Regions from separate parts of the Mus musculus genome. Here region 2 is linked to region 1. A link is a loop called in an ENCODE intact Hi-C map of the cell type or tissue named here. Cell type or tissue: gastrocnemius. All regions are shown on one strand.

Region 1 (8,000 bases):
ATATATATATATATGTGTGTGTGTGTGTGTGTGTGTCATATGAGTATATTTACGTAAAAGAATACAGTTCTCAAGAACTAAGATCAATAATTGAAAACTGTGTATTTAACCATGTATATAACCATATATACAGTCTATCTACCTATCTACCTCTCTATGTTTATATATGTATACATATCTATTTCATCATATAACATATAGATAAACTTCTATGAAGTTATATCTATCTACCATTTACCTGTAGTTATATTTGTATAGGCAAAGATAAAAATGATGTTCTTAATATAGATTGTATAGATATTAATTTATTTATAGCTATGATATAGTGCATTATGTATCATTTATTCCAACTGTTTCTGTATTTCTGGTTTAAGGTTTTTGTTTTTAATTCCTTTTCATAGTCTTGGTAAAGTTAAAAATCACAGTGACAAAAATTTTCTGTCATTTCTAGAAGGTATTTATTTGTTTTTAGACCTATTATATAATGACATGTCATCTGCAAATAGGGATAGCTTCATTCGTTCTTTCTTACCTGTAAAATTTTAATTTCCTTCCTTTTCCAGATAGAATACAGAGTATAGTATTAAATAGGTATTGGTATAATAGGCATCACTGATTCATTCCTAGAATGTGTGTGATTGTTTCAAGTTTTCTTAGTTTAAAAAGATATTACATATAGAATTTACATCTACAGAACTTATTTTTCAAATTTATTTATGTATTTACATCCCAAACAGAGTCTCCACTCCTAGTCCCACTGTCACAGAATCCCTCCTCCCATTCTCTTTCCCCTTCTCCTCTGATAGGGTGGAGTCCCGGTGTATCTACACAGCCTGCCCCATCAAGTATTTGCTTCGTTAAGGGCATCCTCTCACACTATAGCCAGACAAGGCAGCCCTAATTGCCTGGGGAGTTTCTCAGACCATGGATGCCCTTTCCTTAGTTGATCAGCCTCTGAGAGCTGCCAAGGGTCCAGGTTATTTGACTCTGTTTGAGTTCCTATCTCATTCCTTTCCTCAACCCTTCCATAAGAGTTCCTGTTCTCTATCCAGTGCTTAGTTATGGGTGTCTGTATCTGTTTAATTCAGCTGCTGGAAGGAGCCCTTTAGAAAAGAATTATGCTAGGCTCCTCTCTACAAGAAAAAGATCATATCATTAACAGAGCCAAGGACTGATATGTAACCAGGGCATGCTTCTCAAGTTTGATAAGTTATTGATTGGCCATTCTTTCAATCTCTATTACATTTTTGTCCCTGCATTTTATGTAAATAGGGCAAGCTTTGCTTTGAAAGTTTTGTTGTTACCTTTCCTCATTCATCCACTGGGAGTCCTGCCTCTCTAGAGGTGTTTGTCTCTTCTGTGTTATCTGCCTTATCGCTGAGAAAATACCATTCATGTTTTTTTTTGTTGTTGTTGTTGTTGTTGTTGTTTCTTTGTTTGTTTTGTTTTTGCTTTTTTTTTTTTTTAGGTCTGGGTTACAACATTCATCATGAATTATTTTAATTCCATTCATTTGGCTGCTAAATACAAGATGTCCTTTTTTTTTTTTAACAGCAGAACAGCATTTCATTGTGTTTATGGACAACATTTTCAGTATTGATTCTTTAATGAGGGATATCTGTGTTGCTTTCAGTTTGTTATAAAGAATAAAGCTTCTATGTACATAGCACAGATCCTAATGTTATGGTGGAGCATCTCTTGTGCATATGCCCAGTAGCAGCATAGTTAGATACTTTGGTCTTTCTTAGTGGGAGAACAAAATACTCATAGGATCAAATATTGAGATAAAGTGTAGAGCAGAGCCTAAAGGTAAGGCCACTCAGAGACTGTCCCACTTCGGGATTCATCTCATATGGAGTTACCAGACCAAGCCACTATTGTGGGTAACAAAAAGCATGTACGGAAAAAAAAATAACTTATATGACAGTCTCCAGAGAGGCCCTGCCAGGGCCTTATAATTACAGAGTCAGATGTTAGCAGACAACCATTGGACTCAGTGCAGGGTCCTTAATAGAGGAGTTAGAGAGGGACTGAAGAAGTTGGAAGGGTTTGCAACCTTATAGGAAGAACAACAATATCAAACAACCAGATTCCCCAGTACTCCCAGGGACTAAGCCATCAAAAAAGGAGTAGACAAAACTCCAGGTGCATATGTAGCAGAGTATGGCCTTGTGATGCATCAATGAAAGGAGAGGTCCTTGGTCCTAAGAAGGCTTGATAGATGCCCTAGTGTAGGCGAATGGAGGGCAGGAAGTTGGGAGTGTGTAGGTGAGTAGAGGACCAACCTTGTAGAATCACAGGGAAGGAGGTTGTGATAGGGTGTTTCTGATAGGGAGGGAAACAAGGAAAGGGGATAATATTTGAAATACAAATTAAGAATCATATCCAATAAAAGAAGAAGGAGAAGAAGAAGAAGAAGAACAAGAACAAGAAGAACAAGAAGAACAAGAATAAGAAGAACAAGAACAAGAAGAACAAGAAGAACAAGAAGAAGAATGTCGAAGACATTCTGAGTTTTGCAGGGAAATGGATGGAACTAGAAAATATCTTCATGAGGGAGATAACTTAGACCCTAAAGGCCATGTGTAGTATGCACTCACTAATAAGTGTATATTAACCAAAAAAAAAAAAGTACAGAATACCCAAGTTATAGTCCACAGATCTCAAAAAGCTCAACAAGCTCATGCCCAAATGAGGATGCCTCATTCCCCCTTGGGACAGAGAAGAAAGAAATCACTTGTGGGGAGGGAGGAAGGGACCTTGGAAGAAAAGTAGATAGGGTGGAGTTGACTGGGAGGGGTATCCTTATTTGGTATTGAGTGAGGGAAACGGACTGAAATCCTAAGGGCCAGAAAAAGGAATGTAAACAGGCAGACTCAGGAAATAGGAGGTTCTTGGGGACCACTCAGAGTTCACCAGAGACCTGGGAAGTGAGAGACTCCCAGCACTGAAAGGGAGGGACAATAGATGAAATAATATACAGTAGGGAATAGGAACTTATAGAGCCTACCTCCAGCATGAAGACAGAGCTTCAAATGAGGGATATGGTTGCAATCCCACACTCACATTTCTGACTGATAATTGGTCCTATCTGAAAGAATAACATAGATAGAAATGGAGAGGAACCTGAGGAAAAGAAGTTCCAGCAACAGGCCCAAATTTGGATTCAGCTCAAGGGGAGTTCCTAATGCCTGACACTATTACTGAGGCTATGGAGAGCTCACAATAAGTGACCTATCACAACTGAACCACTGAAAGACCCAACAAACAGCTGAAACAGTCAGATACAGATATTTGCATGCAACCAAGGGACAGAAGCAGCAATTCTTGAATTAGGAAAGGCCGGAAGAAGCTGAGGAGAAGGGCGATCCTGCAGGAGGAACAGCAGTCTCAATCCAGACCACTGAAATCTCTCAAACACTGAACCACCAAACATACAGCATACACCACCTGATATGAGGCCCCCAACACACATCCAGTAGAGGACTTCTGGGTCTGTGCTCTTTCAGAGATGATGCACCTAACCCTGAAGAGACTGGAGGCCCTAGGGAGTTTAGAGGTCAGGTGAGGTTGGGGCATCTTCGTGGAGATGGGGTGGGGTATGGAGGAGGATTTGGATGTGGAGCAGATGGAGGGAGGATGAGGTGTTAGGGAATGGAATATGGAGTGTAACAAATAAATTAAAAATAAAATAAAAAGAATAAAAACAGTCTCAAAAGATCTCCCAAACAATAAATCCTAGGGCCAGATGGTTTTAGTTCTTCATGCTTATGCAGTATGGAGACAACCTATCATTCAGCCAGTTGACTTCCTTATTGGATATTCTTTTCCACAAAGGTTATATAATTCCTAGTTCACCAGAAATAAAGTATATGCATTCACATACACCATCAAATAAACCAGTATGAACAAAGAAGATTCAACTCTTCAAAAAGGAAAACCCCCAGGAGGGCCTTCATCTTAAAGAGTTGAGCCTCTGTCTCGTGAAGAAAAAGGACTTATTTACCCACTCCTTACTTTTGGTGTTCACTTAGAATCAGACCAGTTCTGTCCCTCCCAGGTTCTGCCTTCTCCCTTCTTCCTGGTATGTGGATGACCTAAAGGTAAGTGATGACCAAGAACCATTCCATTTGCCAAAGATCACTCCGTTTCTCTTTCTGGTTTGGAAAAGGAAAACAGATGGTATACCACCATTAAAGACTTCATTCTGCCTCCATTGAGATTAATGCTGGCTGCACTCCAGTCACCGCCAGCACCAAGGCACCACATTGGGAACTATTTGCTAATTAGAAATATAGGAATGAATTCTTCCATTTCAAATAAATCCTTTCCTCTTTCAAGTTCCTTTGCTCATGGTGTTTCATCACATGAATAGAAACCATCACACTAAAATAGAACAATATAGGTACCTTCCAACCTTCTTTTCTGAACCTTGTACCTGGCCCCCAACAAGTAGACATGTGCTGTCTTATACTATAAATGAGGTTAGCCTAGTGTAGAGTGTCATATACTATGAACAGTTTTGTAATTGGCTCTTGTGCGAGCCCAACTCACCAGCAAGAAGGACACTGCAACAGGATCCTTCTGCACACGTTTATTGGTAGAGCTTGATTGCAGAGGCAAAGAGACCCCAAGCCCAGAACTGGTGCTCCTTATATAGGCCTAGGAGAGGCGTGTCTCACACCCGGATTGGTTGTGCTTGGGTTATGCTTACCACCTCATTTGCATGCCTACATCTGATTGGTTAACTTCTCTCTCACTTGATTGATTGGTTAACTTCTCTCTCATCTGATTGGTTAATTCTCAAAACCTCCCCTTGGTAAAAAGAACTTTACTGCCTATGTATGTGTGGTGGCCAGCGGTAGCCACAACCATCCTGCAATGGCCCATGTGGCTTCCCACAATTGGCTCCACATTTTTCTGTATCTTTCACTGTTATTGTTGTCATTAGGATGTTTTAGTTAGCTCAAGTTCCTCCTCCTGCATAATAATTAAAACAGAAAATATACACAGCAAAAAAAGGATATTAAAAGAAGCAAGGGGAAAGGGGGAGATAACATACAAAGGCAGTACTATGAGAATTACAACTCATTTATGAACAAAGACTCTCAAAGTTAGAAGGAACTGGACAGATCCTATGCAACCTCTAAAAATCCACAGTGCCCAATATAGACTATAATACCTATCAGTCACTATAGATGGAGAAAACAACATATTTCAGGAAAAATCCAAACCCAGAGAGTATCTATCCACAAATCCAGCCCTACAGAATGTACTAGAAGGAAAACTCAAACCCAATAAGGGTAAATACACCCATGTAAATATAGAAAGTAAGTAACTCTATACCTGAACAAACAAGTGAAGGACACACACACACACACACACACACACACACACACACACTACCACCACCACCACGACCATCAATATAAGAAATAATCATCACTAGTCATTAATATCTTTCACTATCAACGGACTCAATTCTGCAATAAAGAGACACAGCCTAACAGAAAGGATGCAAAAACATGATCCGTTATTGTGATGCATACAAACAACACACCTCCAAAATAAAGATAGACATTACACCAGAGTAAACAGCTGGAAAAAGTATTCTAAGCAAATGGACTGAAGAAGAAAGTTATAGTAGCCATTCTAATACCAGATAAAATATATGTTCATCCATGATTAATCAAAGGAGACATGGAACAACACTTCATACTACTCAAAGGAAAATTCTAACCTTATGATATCTCAATTCTGGACAACTATACTCAGACCAGGGCACGTACATTTGAAAAACAAACATTGCTAAAGTTTAAATCACACATCAAACTGCAAACATTAACAGGAGGGTACTTCAACAGTGGAGTCTGACTAATTGGTAGGTCATCCAGATAAAAGCTAAACAGAGAAATATATGAAATTAACAGATATTATGAATGAAATGATCCTAACCTACAACTATATAATATTGCACCCAAACACAAAACAAAATGCCTTCTTCTCAGCACCTCATAGATCGTTCTCCAAAACTGAGTATATAGTCAGTCACAAAGCAAGCCTTGCCAGACACAAGAAAATTAAAATACTGCTTTCTGTCTCATCTGACCACCATGAACTAAATCTGAACATCAAAAACAGAAACAATAGAAAGCCTTCACACTGATGATAATTGAACAACTCTCTTCTCAATGATCTCTGAGTAAAGTAAAGAAGCAAGAAATTACAGACTTCCTAAAATTCAATGAAAGTGAACATACCTGAATTTACAGGACACAATGAAAGCAATGTTAAAGGAAAGTTCATTCCACAAGTGCCTCCAGAAAAAATTAGAATTTTCTCTTACTATCAAGTTAAATGTACACCTGAAAGTTCTAGGAAAAAAGAAGGAAGGAAAGCAAAGAGGAGTACATGACCCAAAATTATATGAATCAGATCTCAAGTCAATCAGTTAAAAACAAAGAAAATAATACAAATAGTCAACAAAACCAAAGTTGGTTCTTTGAGAAAATCAACCATATAGACAGACTGACCCTTAGCCAGCTTAATGAAAAGACACAGAGACAGAATCTAAATAAATAAAATCAGATCTGAAAAGAGATATATAATAAGAGATCTTGAAGAAATTCGATGAATCTTTAGGTCTTAGTTAAAAAAAATATGTAATATACAAAACTGGAAAATCTTAAGAAAATGGAAAATTCTCTAGACAGATACCACTTATCAGAGTTAAATGAAGATTAAGTAAACTATTTAAACATCATTATAACCCCTACACATGATAAAATCAGACATTAAAATGTCCTAATTAAGAAGACCCAAGATCAGATGGATTTATGTCTTGATGGTAATGAACCATAGATATAACCCCATAATTTTAGCCTATGAGCAGCTCTAAAAGGTATTTAATTTGTGGTTCACATACATACAATCACAACCACCATTAAATAAATCAGTATGAATAAGCAAGGACCATCTCTTCATTAAGGACATCCTTGTGGATGGTTTTCCTCTTACTGAACAAAGCCTAAATCTCTGAAGAAGAGGGTCTTCTCCAGATCCTCTCTATTTTGGTGGTCACTCAGAAACAGACTAGTTCTGCTACCCCAGACAATGCCTTCACTTACCTGCCTGGCGTGCAGATACTATGAAGGTAAGTTGGGACCTGAATCTGCATTTGTCCCAGACCCCTTTCTTTCCCTTTCTGGTTTGGCAAAGGAGAACACAGACTGTAGACTGTCATTAAAGACTTTCTTTTGATACACCAGGTAATATGAGGCTCCTGAAACATATGTAGAGGGGACTGAGTAAGGATTCAGTGAGAGAAGATGTACCTAAACCTTGAGAGACTTAGGAACTCAGAGAGTGGGGAGATCTAGTGGAGCAGCATGGGGTAGGGTAGGGACATCCTCCTGGAGACAGGGGATAATGTATGGGATGAAGATCAGATAGAGGGCAGACTAGGACAGTGATGACTGGACTGTAAAGAAATATTTAATGATAATAATAATAATAATAATAATAATAATAATAATAATAATTTAAATTTTATCAATCAAAGCAGGAAAAATACTTTGTTCTGCTTCCCCTGAGCTTAGTGCTGGCTGCACTCCACACAGCCGCATCAGTTAGAAATAACACAGTAGGACACCTGTGTGTCCCTAGAAACCTAAGCATAAGTCCATAAAATGTACATATGTCTGTCTACTTTCCACTTCAAGGTGTTGTAGTGTATAAGCTCTCAGGTTTATGTTCATTTCTGACTTGGTAGAATATATTGATTTCTTTCTTAATAGTATTTCTTTTTTCTTGAAAATCTCATATGAATACAGCATGAAATTTGATCACATGTATTACCTCCTTGCTCCATCAAGCTTCACCTGAATGTGCCCAAACCTCTGAGCCATCTTTTCTTTTCTTTACTTTTCTTTTCTTTTCTTTTCTTTTCTTTTCTTTTCTTTTCTTTTCTTTTCTTTTCTTTCTCTTCTCTTCTCTTCTCT
Region 2 (8,000 bases), 220 kb before region 1:
CTCACTTCTAGTCTCAATGTGGCCCTGGCAGAGTGGACATCTTTGTTCCAAATCAAAAGAAAAATAACTTTATATCTCCTCCAACAATACTCGCAAGAAGGCTGTGACAGGGTTTACCATGAAACAAATTATATATTATCAGATAGATTAATATGTTCGTAGCATATCAATTATTATTGTTATTAACTTTTGTTTTTCTATATATAAGAAGAAAAGTATACAAAGTTTCTATGTGAAGCATCATTTCAAAGAGGCTATTCCTGTTCCTCCTGCTTATAATTTACAATGCGTAGAGTTGCCAGTGTTTGCCACAATGGCTGGACAAATTTAACTAAATTATTTATAGTCTATAGCACTATACAGAGTCAAATGTGTGCAGCAGACAACATTTGGAGTTACATACAAGAAGCTGAGAGCAAACCTTCATCCTGATTAATAGATCTTCATAAACCTTGGTTATTCTACAGAACTCTTCATCATTACTGTTGCAACTGTTCATGTAACTACAGCCAGACTTGAGTTTTAGTAAGAAAGTTCAATTGTCTGAAGTTTTCTGTGGCTTCAGCAAGCATTTTCTCCAATGGGAATGTGCCATAACCTCTACACTTGTTACAGTGTTAGCTGCTAAACAACCCAGTGAGCAACTGTGAGCCTACCTTGTGTTTCTTGGGTAGAGATGTATGAGAGCATCACTAAGTGAGGTAAAGTCAAGAGGTCATGATTTAGACTATGTGCTTCTTATGTATCTGTGAATAGTTAGTGACTGCAGGATCCTTTTCCTCTTTTTCTATGTTCATCACAATCCTGTATTGACAGAACTCTCCATGTCTCATGGCTAGCTATTGTGTATCCTTATTCCTACTATATTTTACCTGTTTTGTCTCTGATTCATGGGTTGCTTGGCCATTTGTCTTTCTATTTTTTCTTATGGTAAATTTGAAAAGTCTGTTTCTCCCAACTAATCTAAGGCTCAATAAATTTGTTGACTGTTGAAGTTGCTCCCTTTGCCATCTGATTTCTGTAGATTACACTCCTGCTTTATCTTATTTGACACATATTATAATCGTGGTATTTTGATTCAAATTCACTTGCCCAAGTCAGCCTTGAACTCCTGAACTTCTTGCCTCTTTGTCCCAAATTCTGAAGCTACATTTGTGCATCCTTGTATCTGTCCACATTAATAAATTAAGATTTGATAATTTTTCATAGATTTACTACTCATGTTGCCCTGTCTATTAGGAAAAATACTGCCTGACACATTCTGCTAATCATTTCGGAGTCTTACTTCTATCAAACCCTGGTCTATAAAGGAATTGGATTCCTTTCCTTTCTCAAATATATTGAAGAAACTTTTAATTATTAATTATTATTTGATCAGATACTTGTTCCAAAGTCCAGTCTGAGCTGGTTTGTAATCCTGCTCATTCAGACACCCAAAATCTTATCACCCATGTTTACTCTCAAAGGATGAGTTTATAGGTATGTATCACCTTTCCTTTGATTTATATTCTATTCAACTTTTAAAAATTATTTTCACTGCAATGTAGATTTGGCACCTAATAAACAATACAGCAGAGACTGCAGTGTGTTGAGTACAGGGAAGTCTTTCAATCACCATGTTTCAATGAATAACTTAGCTCTGACATTAAGAAGAAAGAGACAAAAACAAACAAACAAAGTGTATCCATAAACCATCATTTTTACCTTTATTACACACCTTTTTTTTCTATAAAAAGTAGGCATATGAGACCTTGTATTGTATTATACATACATTTATTTCTTCCTTTAAATATATTGTCATTGCTCAAAGTATAATATGGGAGCATCTTCAGTATGAAACTATTCCCTATTATTTCAGTAATGATGGAAAACAATTCTACTTGCTGGATAAAGATACTGTTAAGCTGTTATCAGAGACAATATTTTTATTGTTACTATATTTATGTATTTTTGTGTGGATTAACTTGCATGCACATATACAGGTCCCACAGCACAAGAGCAATTAGTGGACATCTGAAAGGAATTAAGTCTCTCTTTTAATTATGAGGCATCTGAGGGCTAAACTGAGATGGTCAGGTTTGGTGTCAACAGTCTCAACCCATTTAAGTCACTGGCCTAAGAAAATACTTCATAAGTTTAGGGGAAACCATATTTTAGTGATACACATTTATTTAATTCCATATTCTATTCATTCTAGTCAATAAACTTTGCTTCAAAAATCATGGTCGTCTGCAATATAAGCTTAAATTTTAATAACTGACTATTATATATTTTGTTTTATACTAATTTTGAGGCAATGAAATCAGTGAAGAATACAGGAGATTGTCTATATTTCAGTGTGACTAGTCTATATATTGATAACTATAGTAAAAAATATGTCTGTATATGTAAAAAGATATCAGTGTGCCGTGAGAAGGAAAGGTAAAAAAGATACGTTGACTTTTTTCCTTATTATTATTATTTTATGAGTTTACATTTAAAATGTTGTTCCCCTTCAAATGAGCACCCACCCAATCCCCTTCCCTGAGGTATCAAGCACATCCCCTTTACTCAGGGCAGACTTGGGAGTCCTCTTCTACTTAAGGAGTGGGGGCCATAGACCAGACCATGTATGTTATTTGGTTGTTGTCTTCAGCTCTGTGAGCTTTTAGGGGTCTGGTTAACTGATACTGTTGTCCCTATGTGGTTAAAACCACCCTCACTCCTTCATTCCTTCCACCACCGAACCTAGAAACTATTTCAGATGCCAATAAGATTTTGCTGACAGGAGCCTTATATAGCTGTCTCCTGAGAGGCTCTGCCAGTGCCTAGCAAATATAAAAGTGAATGCGCACCATCATCCTTTGGATTTAGCACAGGGTCTCCAATGAAGAAGCTAGTGAAAGTACCCAAGGAGCTGAAGAGGTTTGCAGCCCCATAGGAGGAACAACAACATGAAATAACCAGTATCTCCCAGAGCTACCTAGGACTAAATTACCAATCAAAGAGCACACATGGTGGGACTCATGGCTCTAGCTGCATATGTGGCAGAGAATAACATAGTTGCTCACCAATGGGAGAAGACACCCTTTTTCCTGTGAATTTATATGCCCCAGTATAGGGTAATGCCAGGCCTAGGATGCAGAAGTAGGTGGGTTGGGAAGCAGAGGAATGGGGAAGGGGATAGGGAATTTTTGGAGGGGAAACTAGGAAAGGAGATAACATTTGAAATATAACTAAAAAAATCTAATGAAAATTAAAAAAAAATAAACAATTGTCACAACATACTACTTCAATAATAAAACTCAAGAAATTTATTATTGATCTATTAGTATGTTCTATTCCATGATCCACATTCATATCTCTCAGTTTTCTTGACCCTATTCCTCAATGTCAGTACCGTGCTGTGTAGTCACTTGTAATGTCCTTGTGAACTTTGGTTTTGAAATGCTTGTTGACTTGTGATTTCTCTGTTGCTTTGATCCTGACAATAAAAAAAAATCTAGTCTTAAAGTTGTAGTATATTCACAAAGAGACACACAAGACATACACGGAAATTGTTTTTAGGCAACCACCATAAAATCACAGTGCCACAGAAATGACAAACACAAGCAAAACAAATGTAGGGCATCTTACACAAAACAGAATCTGAAGGTGGTCTAATGGAGGACACACAAGTGAAGAAGACAGGCAGACACCTGTTACCTTCTTGAGGACACATTGCATAATCCCTTAATGATCTAATGGTGATCACCAAAGCCACCATGAAACAGAGATAATCACAACAAGCTTCAGAGGAGTACCAACATTATACTTCTGGATTATCAATAAAAATAAAATCATAAATGGGTCAGCATGACATGAAGAAATATATTAAGTGGTTGCAGCAAAAGGAAGGCAGAGAGCTATTGCAAAAGTCCATGAGATGAAAGATTCAAGAAACATGCACATATACTCACAGACAAATAATGACTCAAGTGACACACAGTAGAAATCAAGTATATCCATTCATCCTTAGTCTCATGTAAACTCAGTTTTATGATTAGAAATTTTTACATATTTGCACACTATGTATTTTAAAATATTCATTCATTCATTCATTCATTCATTCATTTAAGAATTTGAGCACTGTGTTGCTGTCTTTATACAAACCAGAACTGGGCATCCATTCCAATTACATATAGCTGTGTGACAACATTCGATTGCTGAGAATTGCACTCAGGACCTCTGGAAGATCAGTCAGTGCTCTTAACCATTGGACCATCTCTCCAGCCCCTGAAAAATCCATTTATAACAATAAATATCTTCTGTTGGAGTCACTTTCCCTGACCACAATCTGTAGTTCAGAATACTAGTGATTAAAAACTGCATAGAGGTGGTACAGGCTGTTAGATGAATGGAATTTAATTGAAGACACATCTGTTTAAATGACTTGGACAGAGAATTTACATGATATTTGACAGAGAAGACAAACCCATTCAGTGGAAAAAAGACAACATTTTTAGCAAATGGTGCTGTTACCACTTGTAGATGACATGTAAAAGAAAACAAATTGATCCATTCTTATCTCTTTGTGCAAAGCTCAAGTCCAAGTTGATCAAGAACCTCCACATAAAATCAGATTGAATGAATCTAATAGAAGAGAAAGTGGGAAAGAACCTTGAACACATTGGCACAAGGGGAAATTTCCTGAACAGAACAACACTGGCTCATGCTCTAAAGTCAACAATTGACAGGACTTCATAATATTGAAAATCTTAGGCAACGGACATTATAAATAGGATAAAAGAGCAAACCACTTATTGAGAAAAGATCTTTACCAACTCTACATCTGATAAAGGGCTAATATCGAAATATTAAAGATAACTGAGAAGTTAGTCTTTAGAGGATAAAATAAGACTGTTAAAAAAGTGGAACAGAGCTAAATAAGAATTACCAAATGAGGGAAAACATATGGTTGAGAAGCACTTAAAGAAATGTTCAACATTCTTAATCATCATGGATATACAAATCTAAACGACCTCAGATTTCACCTCAGACCAATCATAATGGCTAAGATCCAAAACTCAGGAAGTAGAAGATGCTGTCAAGTATGTGGAGAAAGGCGAACACTTCTCCATTGCTGATGGTACTGCACCCTTTTAAAACTACTATGGAAATCAACTTCACAGTTCCTCAGAGAATTGGAAATAGTTCTACTTGAAGACCAAGCTATACCACTACTAGGTGTATACTCAAAATTCCTACAGCATATAAAAAGGAAACATGCTCCACTATATTTATTTCAGCCTAATTTGTAATAATCAGAATATGGAAACAAACTAGATATCCTTCAACATAATAATAAATACAGAAAAAGTGGTACATTTTAACAACAGTGTACTACTCCACTAAGAAATTAAAGGACTTCGTGAAATCCACAGGCAAATGGATGAAATAAGAAAGTATCATCCTGAGTAATATAACTCAGAAACAAAAGAACACTCATGTTATATGCTCAATGATACTTGGATATTAGCCCCAAAATGCACAATAGGCACATTAAGAGCCACAAACTTAGATTTAAATTGGAGATTTAGAAGAAGTAAGACCAAAATCTAGATGCTTCAATCCTACAAAGAATGTGAAACAAAATTATCACAGGAGGTAGAGGGAAGGTGGAACTTGGGAGGAGAAGAGGGGAGCAAGTTCAGGTATTGAAAGAAAGTGGAGAGAAATTCAGAGGTTCAGGATATTGAATAGAAACATGTAGGAATAAATAAAAAGGAACTGGTGGTAGCCACTAGAAAGTCCCAGATTTCAGGGAATGTAGAGGGTCCCAGGACACAAATGAGTGTAGCCAAAATAGTCAAGAAAGTGAACATATAACCAACAGACTATCTCCAATAGATAAGCACAGCCTCAACCTGAGGGATGAGACTAACCACATATATAAAAATTTTAACTTAGAAATTTTCTGTCCAAAGGAAAGACAGGGATAAACATTAGTACAGAGTATGAAGGAAAGGCCATATAGAGACTAACCTACTTATGTAACCATCCAGTCTGTATACAGCAATCTGCAACACTATTGATGATGCCAAGATGTGCTTGCTAAATGAATCCTGGTTTGGCTGTTCCCTGCGTGGTTCTACAAGCATTTGACAAACACACATGCAGATACACACTGAGCTGTGGACCCCAATGGATGAGCAAGGGGAAGGAATAAAGGAGCTGAATGGGATTTAATCATATATGAATAGCAATATCAACTAGCTGGATCTTTCAGAGCTCTTAGGGGAAAAATCACCAACCAAAGGCTGCTATGAACATAGTGGAGCATGTGTCCTTCTTACCGGTTGGGACATCTTCTGGATATATGCCCAGGGGAGGTATTGCGGTGAAATCCTCTATTCTTATGTGCCTGATACGCTTTTACTGGTATACTTAAAATTTTAACATGTATTTTTTCCTTGATTTTTTTTTATTTACATTTTAGATCATATCCTATTTTTAATTTGCTTTTTTTTTTCTAATTCACTTTATATGTGAATTATTGCTTCACTCCTGGTCACCCATTCCACAATCCTTCCCCCATCCCCTATGCAATTCTATTTGAAGAGGTAAAACTCCCATGGGTATAACTCCAAGATGGCACTTCAATTCCCTACCAGACTCAATGCTTCCTCTCCCACTGAGTCCACACCAGGTAGCCCAGATAGCCAAACATATACCATGTACACAAAATAGCTTTTCAGATAGCCCACATTCCAGTTTCCAGGAACCACCTGAAGGTCAAGATGCACACCTGCTTCATATATGCCTAGGTTCAGTTTGGTTGGTGGTTCCAATTCTTAAAGATCCATAGGTCCTAGTTATTTGACTCTGCTACTCTTCCTGTGGACTTTTTATCCCTTTTGGGACCCACAATACTGCTTCCTTTTCTTCCATAAGAGTCCCCAAGAACCATCCACTGTTTGTCCAATGATATTTGTATCTGTCTGAGTCAACTGCTGGATGAAGCTTCTCAGAGGACAATAAACTCCTGTCTGCAAGAATAACAGAGTATAATAAATAAAGTTATGGATTGGTGCTTGCACATGGGAAAGGTCTCAATTTCATCCAGTTACTAGTTGGATATTCCCTTAATTTCTGCTCCATCCTGAATAATTGTTTTTTTTTTTTTTTTGACAGGATAAATTTAGATTTGAAAAATTTCTGTGTAGGTTGGTATCTCTAACACTCTGTTTACATCCATGCCTGAATACAGGAGGTCACCCCTTCAGAATCCATATCTCCAATATAGCCAATCACATCTAAGATCACCCCAAGTGATTCATTGATTCTTCCCTTATATCTGGTACCTATCTTATCCTGAAGATACCTCCCATCACCGACCACCATCAATTGCAGATTTCTATTTATTTTCATAAGCATCAGTCCTTCTATCATGTTCTTCTTTATGCCTGATCCTGAAACCCACATTCCCCCCCCTAACCCACAGACTCTCCCAGTTCCCTTTTCCATCTGGCTTTTATGCTATTTAATTCTCCTTTCTAAGTGAAATTCAGGCTTCCTTGGTTGGACATTTCTTCATTTGAAGGATCTTTTGGTCTTAAGAGTGTAATATGGTACATTTTTATGAGATATGTATATATATATATATATATATATATATATATGTGTGTGTGTGTGTGTGTGTGTGTGTGTGTGTGTGTGTGTTTGTGTGTGTGTGTATGTGTGTGTGTGTATCATGCATATTGTTTGGGGGCTGGGTTGTCTCAAACAGGCTGATAGTCTCAAGTTATATCCATTTGCCTGAAAATTCATGAGGTCTTTTTTTTCCACATCTGAACAGTATTCCTTTGTATAGATTTACCATATTTTCTTTATCCATTTGTCAGATGAGGTTTCCATCTAGGTTGTTTATAGCTTGTAGCTTTTACAAATAAAACTCCTATGAGTGCCACTGAGGAAATATCTTTATGGGATGTTGGAGCACTTCAGATTTTATCATATATTTTTCCCTGTTTTCCTATAAA

The links. Hi-C counts contacts between places; a loop is a spot of excess contacts. Peaks named below come from ENCODE experiments on the same cell type or tissue, not always from the same donor. Only the 100,000 strongest peaks of a DNase experiment are listed, where the experiment ranks them.
Region 2: it touches region 1 in a loop (4-fold over the local background); 7 of 42 quality-filtered maps call a loop at or near these places.

What each region holds. Positions count from the first base shown.
Region 1 is chr6:130,618,600-130,626,599 of GRCm38, reverse strand. No RefSeq gene overlaps it. Among named protein-coding and RNA genes, the nearest start is that of Gm38706, 43 kb to the right of the region's middle. In gastrocnemius, no CTCF peak of the experiment used is centred here; a DNase peak (open chromatin) is centred at 4,215.
Region 2 is chr6:130,840,800-130,848,799 of GRCm38, reverse strand. No RefSeq gene overlaps it. Among named protein-coding and RNA genes, the nearest start is that of Gm6600, 97 kb to the right of the region's middle. In gastrocnemius, no CTCF peak of the experiment used is centred here; no DNase peak of the experiment used is centred here.